Regions from separate parts of the Homo sapiens genome. Here region 2 is linked to region 1. A link is a contact called in ENCODE Hi-C data. All regions are on one chromosome and are shown on one strand. The core of a region is the stretch at or near the end of the contact, and the rest is flanking DNA. Distances in the headings are between cores, read along the strand shown.

Evidence for each region. A loop is a pair of places that touch in the nucleus more often than their neighbours do. Pooled maps may share reads with other maps.
Region 2: a loop to region 1 is called in a pooled map, with 4 times the contacts of the local background. The contact joins two enhancer-like sites. A Hi-C loop is called at or near these places in 2 of 37 single-sample maps with no recorded cell type and 6 of 50 pooled maps.

Annotation. Positions count from the first base shown.
Region 1 is chr3:189,620,038-189,624,095 of GRCh38, reverse strand. It overlaps a transcript of TP63 not described here. Among named protein-coding and RNA genes, the nearest start is that of TP63, 9.3 kb to the left of the region's middle. Within about 2 kb of position 1,960, at least 2 of the 41 ENCODE cell types and tissues checked have a DNase peak (open chromatin) inside an H3K27ac peak, as active enhancers do.
Region 2 is chr3:189,684,268-189,688,159 of GRCh38, reverse strand. The region is part of intron 1 of TP63 (tumor protein p63); the gene reads right to left. Among named protein-coding and RNA genes, the nearest start is that of TP63, 55 kb to the right of the region's middle. Within about 2 kb of position 2,124, at least 5 of the 41 ENCODE cell types and tissues checked have a DNase peak (open chromatin) inside an H3K27ac peak, as active enhancers do.

The sequences.
Region 1 (4,058 bases), core at 711-3,210:
TACTCAGCATAAACATCAATGGTAAGTAAAATAAGACAAAAATCAAAGATAGTGTTTATTCACAAACTGTATAATGTGAAGTTCCATACTTGTGCTAAAGCGCCATGAATTTATCTGTGAACTTCTAAACAGCCAGTGTAAGAGGACTTATATTTATTTATTTATTTTTTACCCACAATAATAGCTTTGACTGTTGTTATACATAGCACACTCTAGGTTTTGAACGAATAAAAGGAAACATAATACATACTGAGTCTTCCAAATAAATTGACCTTTAGTGTGTCTGGTCTCTGATTATAATGCATTTGGTTGATTGCTTATTGCAAATACATTACAGTGAATGATGTTGTGATGGGACCTAAATTCCTAGTGGGGTTTCAGTGTGATTCTCTCACAAGACTACATAGCACTCATTGATTTGATAGCTGATTAATGGATTCAACATGAATATTCTTTTAGGACCTCCTCTGTGTCCCCATCAGTGTGCTAGGGGCCATTGGTAACAAGTTGATCAACAAAATCCATTTCCTATGCTCAAATAGATCCCAGTAGAATCAAGAATGATCTTCTTTTCCTTTTATCATCTTCAACTTCATAGACAAAAGGATAACTATGGCATGGCTGTGACCCCAAGTTAGTAATGATCAGTTTGCCTACTGGGCTTTTGGTTTGAAATATCTGGTAACCTGATGAAGACTGATGCAATAAGAATATGTTTACAGTATTCATGAAGCATGTGTGTAGGTGGGAGATAATAAAATGAAGCATTCTTATTTACCTTCCCTTGGTTAGTTTGAGCCCATAAGACAGCTGTTGCTGAACCTCTCTTTCAGACATAGATTCACAAATTTGTGCCTTGTTGATTTGGTACTGATCATCAGGAAGTCATAAAAGCCACAATTTCTGGAAGGCAAGGAGATGCAATTGAGACAAGGAAACAAAAGCCCAATGTGTATATTTCAAAGCCTATGGCAAAATGATTTCTTTTGGGGGTGTAGCTTCTTGAAATATAGTGTTTACCTAGGGAACACAGCTCACAAAAGAGGGGCTAGAGAGACATTTATCAATTTCTCTTTTTGAAAATTAGCCATACTGAAAGTTAAAAAGAAATTTAGAGATCATTTACTTAGAAAAAAAATCTTAGAAATCAGAATGACTTAAAAATAACAAGGCTTTGTATCGTGGTTTATCGTACAGAACACTTTCACAGACAGTATCTCATTGCAACATCTCAACTGTCATGCGAAGTAGATGGCTAGAACAAGTGGTGTCATTACCTCCATTTCATGTGTGAGGAAGCTAAGACTCAGACGGCTTAAGAAACAAACTTACAATCACACGATGAAATAACCATCAGCCGCTGTGGCCTGTAATGGACCCAGCTCTAACTCCCAAACCCAATTCATCCACTCAATGAAATAACATTAATTAAATGCCTATGGTATGCCTGGTGTTGAGACGGGATTTAGGAAAATAAAGATAAATAAAACAAAGATCTCTCCTCTTTATATTGCATCTTCAAAACCAGAATTTTTATACAGCTTGCCACTTACTAAATATTTTATGTCCATTACCTATTTAGATAACTACTAAAAACCCTAGGAAATAGCCAAGTTAGGTTAACTGCATTTCACACAGGAAGAGATAGTTGGTGACTCTGCATTAATCATTCAGCCAGATAGTGGTAGAGCCAGGATCTGATCTCAAATTAACCCATTTCCCTGACATTTATGACCACATTTTTGCTTTTGACTCTCAAAAAGATTCATAATACATTTGTGCGCAGTCAAAAATCTCAGAGTCCTACGTATGCATGGTTTCCAGCACATGTCCCTCAGTGTCTCTTTCCTGGTCCAGTTAGCAGGATAACATAAGCCCTGCGAATGCCAGCCCACAAAGGAAGGCATGAGCTCATGGCGGGCATCCACATTTGGGCCAGGAGTCAAGAATGTTAACTCTGCTTATTTTGAAATCTGGGGCGTGCGCACCGTTTAAGCATGTGGGGGTGGATGCACTGATCAAATGCTTCTGTGGGATGGACATGATTCTCAGGGCATCTTTACAGGGGAATCCCCACGGGGTGACCCCTGAGTAGGTCTTGTTTACAGCAACATCTCTGTGTCAAGTTTCTACGAGGTAAATTTAAAGTGCTACCTTGCAGGAATAGCCTCAGTCTGAAAACACAACTAACCTTCACTGTCTTTGGTTAGTTAGTACATTATTCTGTTGCTCTGCTACTGATTTATTTAATCCATCTGAATTCTTCTTCAGTTATCTCTTATATTCTACTTCTGAATAGTATAAATAATTTTCCCCATGGAACTGAATTACCATTAGTATTGTTATAATAATTGCAACAAATATTTTCAAAGTAAAAAAAAATCCTTCTTTTCCAGATCAAGACCCTGAGTATACATAGAGAGGGAAATATGAGAAGAGAGAGAATAAATATAGAGTGATAATATTTATATAGATATGTATGCATATATGCACATTTATGTGTATATGTGTATATGTATATATTGCACATAATGTACATATTTACTTATATTCATATGTGTATATTTCTCTCTATATATAAAATATACTATAGTGTAACATGTATAATAAATATGTATATAAGTATGCATGTGTGTATGTGTGTATATATATGTATGTATATACAGAGAATATTTATTGGTCAAGTTTATTCTCTAATTTTCTTCTTTTCTTACTAATGTCTTCTACATAATCAAGGTAAAAAATTATTTTTAAAACCAAAAATAAATCATCTAATAGAAGAAGCAAAGCAATCTATGCAGTGTATTTCCATGGTATGGAAAATGTAGATTTTCCATATCACAAAGGCAAAGGAAAAGAAAGAAAATTCATAAGCTCCTAATTGTAATTATTTCTGAATTATGGAGTGAAAAGAATATTTTCTTCTTTATACTTTTCTGTAGTTTTCAAATTTTGCACAGTCAATGGGCATCATTTTTGTATTAACCTACAAGAAATAACCATTACAAATACTTTCCTGGAGAAGCTTTAGTCATGGGATAAATGTACATGAAAGAAAGTGTCTTAGATGGTTCTACCCTATAAAAACTATACAGGTGAAAGCCATTTTCTTTCAAAGGTGTGCGTAATAGATGAGTGAAAAATATTATGCCAAGATGAATGAAAGCTAAGAGAATGTGTCTCAATTTCCTGATGAACTGTCTTGTGGACAACCTCTGGTTCAAGAAAAAAAATGGCCATCATGAAAGATGTGTGGTACGGAGTGTGGGAGCTAAGAGAGTGGAATGCACAGTTGATGGCAGCCTCATGCACTGCTCCTTGGATTCACTCTGCTGTCACATTTATTGAGGCCACACTTCTGGGCTGCTTCCAACCAAGGACTGAACCTAGTAGGGCTACAAACAAGGCCCGTGCTGGCAGCACATGGGACATCTTTGATGCGTGATTTTTGACTCAAGAATGCCTCATTAGCCTGGACAAATCTTCCTTGAAATGGCTTTCAATCTGAAACTATTTCTATTGAATTCTCTTCTTTTCTCCTCTACCTCATGGCTGTCAGAGAGAGGTTTTTTTTTTTTGTTTTTTTTTTGATGGAGTCTTGCTCTGTCGCCACACTGGAGTGCAGTGGTGCAATGTCACCTCACTGCAACCTCCGCCTCCCAGGTTCAAGCGATTCTCCTGCCTCAGCCTCCCGAGAAGCTGGGACTACCATGCTCAGCTAAATTTTGTATTTTTAGTAGAGATGGGGTTTCACCATGTTGTTCAGGATGGTCTCGATCTCTTGACCTCATGGTCTGCCCGCCTTGGCCTCCCAAAGTGCTGGGATTACAGGCGTGAGCCACCACGCCCGGCACACACTACCATGCTCAGCTAAGTTTTGTATTTTTAGTAGAGATGGGGTTTCACCATGTTGATCAGGATGGTCTCGATCTCTTGACCTCGTGGTCTGCCCGCCTCGGCCTCCCAAAGTGCTGGGATTACAGGCATGAGCCACCACACCCAGCCAAGAGTTTTTCTTACACTCTGAAGTGCCCCCCTTCTTCCGCTCTTTTTTTCAT
Region 2 (3,892 bases), core at 875-3,374, 64 kb before region 1:
AATTTCTTTAAACTCAATCCCCCAACCCCAAAATCCTTTGAAGGAGCCAAGTATTGAAGCTTATTTCTGGGCTTTTTAATATAACCATTGCTTCACTTCTCCTCTAACAGAATTACAAAGCTGTAATAGATGAGCAAGTTGCTAGCTGTTTTTTTTTTTTCTTTCAGATCACATTACTTTGAGAGCTTCTTTGAAATGAAAGGGAAATAAAGAGCCATAACATAGTCTAGTCTTGACAGATGTCCTTCCAAAGGATCTCCAACTGTTTGCTTCACAGTTTTTATGTTCATTCTGTTATTTAACAGGTATTATTGGACACCTGCTACATTTCAGGGAACTGTAAATAAGACATTATTTCTTCTCTCAAGATGTTTATGGTAGAAGAGAAGACAGTGAGGGTAACGATACAATACTCATGGTTCCTCTACCATTGTACATTAGAATTAGAAGTCACTTTAAAGGGCACATTGTCCAGTCGCCCATTTGAAGCTTGATATTTCCCTCTAGTGGCCCTACTACGTGGTTGTCTTGCTATTCTTTAAGTAACCTAGATAATTCGGAGTCTCACTGTTTTTTGTAGCAGCCCACTTCATTTTTATTTGCAATTCTATATTCCCTTGAAATTACAAAAGGAGACTACAAACTAGGTTCCCCTTTTACAAAGGAGGTAAGACTTCAACTGAGGCAGGGCTGTAAAGTTATCAAGCTCAAGTAACAGGCAAGCATCAAAGATAAAATAATGCTGATTTCTGACACAAATGTGGAATCATTCAAACTAGGCAAGTGTTTTTCCATTTCTTGTCTTGGTTTTCCCATCTCTAAAATGATGGGATTGGATTGTATTAAAAGAAAACTTTGCATTTATGTGAAAACTCACCTAGAAAATAGCAAAACTATGTACCGTTTCATCATAACTGAGTCAAATCAAGTGGAGCTGATTTGACCATGGACTTGAATGATCTGGGTACTCCAGACTCTATTGAACCTAACTGAAGACAATGGAGCTCATTTTGCCCAACTGTGTACAGATCTGTAGACCACTTCTCCCTTATCTAGAGTGCTAATTTTCAATCCTTCATTCACCCAACCACCAAGGACCTCCTCTTCCTAGCATTAAAAACCCTGACCCTTGGCCAGGCGCGGTGGCTCACACCTGTAATCCCAGTACTTGGGGAGGCTGAGACAGGTAGATCACAAGGTCAGGAGTTCAAGACCAGCCTGACCAATATGGAGAAACCCCGTCTCTACTAAAAATACAAAAATTAGCTGGGCGTGGTGGCAGGTGCCTGTCATCCCAGCTACTCGGGAGGCTGAGGCAGGAGAATCGCTTGAACCTGGGTGGCAGAGGTTGCAGTGAGCTGAGATTGTGCCACTGCACTCCAGCATGGCTGACAGAGTAAGACTCTGTCTCAAAAAAAAAAAAAAAAACCCTGCCCCTGCCCCCCACCCCCTGAGTAAAGTTCTCAGTGAATTATTTTACTGGTGGTATGTTCCCTTATCTGGCAAGTTTGTAAACTTTGCTATCATTTTTTTAAGCTCTTGGGCATTATTTATTTATTTATTTATTTATTCTTTTTCCACTGGGTAGACTCTAAGTTCCTGTCTCTTTCCAGTAGTTCATGAAATTATGTTTCTAAGAAAGCCTCAGTCAACAGCCACCTACCATTCACTTTTTGAAAGCCAAGATATGAGGGTCCATGATCCCCAAAAACTGGAGACATCCTGTGATGCCACATCTTAGTTTCTTTGAATTGCTGGCATTACCACCCTGCCTGGGAGAGAGCTCTGTTTCCAGCCATTCTTGTTTAAGACACTTCTTACTCACTCACTGTCTTCTATTGCCAGCTTCAGTATGAAGGAGGAGAAACTGCAAAGACAGAATCTAAAATATAAGTTTTGTCTCATAAAAAGAAAACAGGTAAAAGTTCAAGGGACAAACTCAAAAATTAGTGATCAGGATGGAGGCCTGAACCTGGACACCAAGAGTACACATTCCTCTGTGCTTTCCTTTCCCTCCGGAAATGACGAGTCACAGCTCTGCACTCTCTTCTTCTTTACTTTCTGCCACATAATCAAACAATTTGGAGAACTTTGAGCCAAACTCCTCATTTTACAAGAGAAGAAACTGTGACTCAGAAATATGAAGTGCAGTACTCAAGACAGCTACTTAGTGCAAAGTCAAGGCAGAAATGTAGGGTTTTCTGATTCCCAGAGCAAAGCAGTACTCTTCTCACCATTTTATCCCCCTTCTCTTTGTTCATTTGTTTCTCAGATAGTTCCCTTCTTTTAAAAAGCTCATATTGTCTCGGAGTTGTTGTTTTAAGAAGGAGAAATATATTACCTCTGATTCACATCCTACATGTCTGGGGTAAGATGACTGGAAAGATACAATTGCGTTATTGCTATAAAATAATGCTTTCAAATTTAATATCAATATTGCTATCAAATTTCTAATTCTATAGAAAAATCAGCTGTGAGAGAAAAAGCTTTCTTTTCTTTTTCCTATTCTTCCTCCTTTCTTCCATTGAACACACATGTATTGAAGACTTGCTACACAAACCAGTTTGGGAAATATAGAGTTAAAACCTTTTATGCCTTGATGGAGTTCACAGGAAACCATATGTTATGAGAGAGGTTTAAAGTAAGTGCTACAGAAGCTGGCTGCGGGAAGCTTCATCTTGACTGGGCCTTAGAGAACAAAAGAAGCTAGGGTGAAAAGAATAAAGGCAGGAGAAGTGAAAGAAGAGTAACACTGAGGATGAAAAAAGGAAAATACTGGACTTATCCAAAACTAAGTGAGGCAGAGGAAGAAACAACCTGCAATGCAGGGCAAAGGGAGAAACATCAACCTAAGAAGAGACAAAAACCTCTCCAGTCCATTTGACTCTGCCTTTATCAACTCTAACCCAACCAAGCCCCTTAGCATCCTCCCCATGCCATCTCCTGCCACCACCTTGCAATCTCCTCCTTTTTGAAGTACTTTTGGTATTATGGTAATCTACTCACTGATTTCTGTCTTTGGTTACATTTAGAATACTCTCATATTCGTTTAGAAAAAGTCAGAATTTCCACCACATTCTATTTGTCTATTCTCATTTATGGTTTGTCTAGGGTCTGCCATACTTTGTAGTCTTCCTTTTGCTCTTTCACTTCTTTTCTAAACTATTCTACTCTATATGTATTTGTTTGATTATATCTATTACACAAATAATATATAAGTATATCCTTGGCCAGGCACGGTAGTTCACACCTGTAATCCCAACACTCTGGGAGGCTAAGGCGGGTGGATCATCTGAGGTCAGGAGTCCAAGACCAGCCTGACCAACATGGAGAAACCCCATTTCTACTAAAAATATAAAAAATTAGCTGGGCTTGGTAACGTATGCCTGTAATCTCAGCTACTCGGGAGGCTGAGGCATGAGAATCGCTTGAACTCGGGAGGCGGAGGTTGCAGTGAGCCGAGATTGCACCACTGCCCTCCAGGCTGAGCAACAAGAGTGAAATTCATCTCAAAAAAAAAAAAAAAAGAAAGAAAGAAAACATAAGAAATGCATAGATCAATTCTATATCCCTTGACATCACTAATAGGCATCATATTTCTCTTTTGCTCTAATCTACTCTCACTTCCTGCCCTTAACCTTCAGGTACACTAAACTACTCAAAATTCTCAGAACACAGTCTTATTCATACTTTTACGCATACTTACATGCAATTCTCCTGTTCTGAAATTCCCTCTGTTATCTTTTTTGACTTTGTAAAGTGGAGTTGATCACTATTTGAATTCTTTAACCCTCAAAACTCTCTGTTCAGATGTCCACCACAGCATTTATAATGTGTATGATGATTAACTATCACTCTTCCCTATAGGATGTTAGGTTTTAAAGAACTAGGT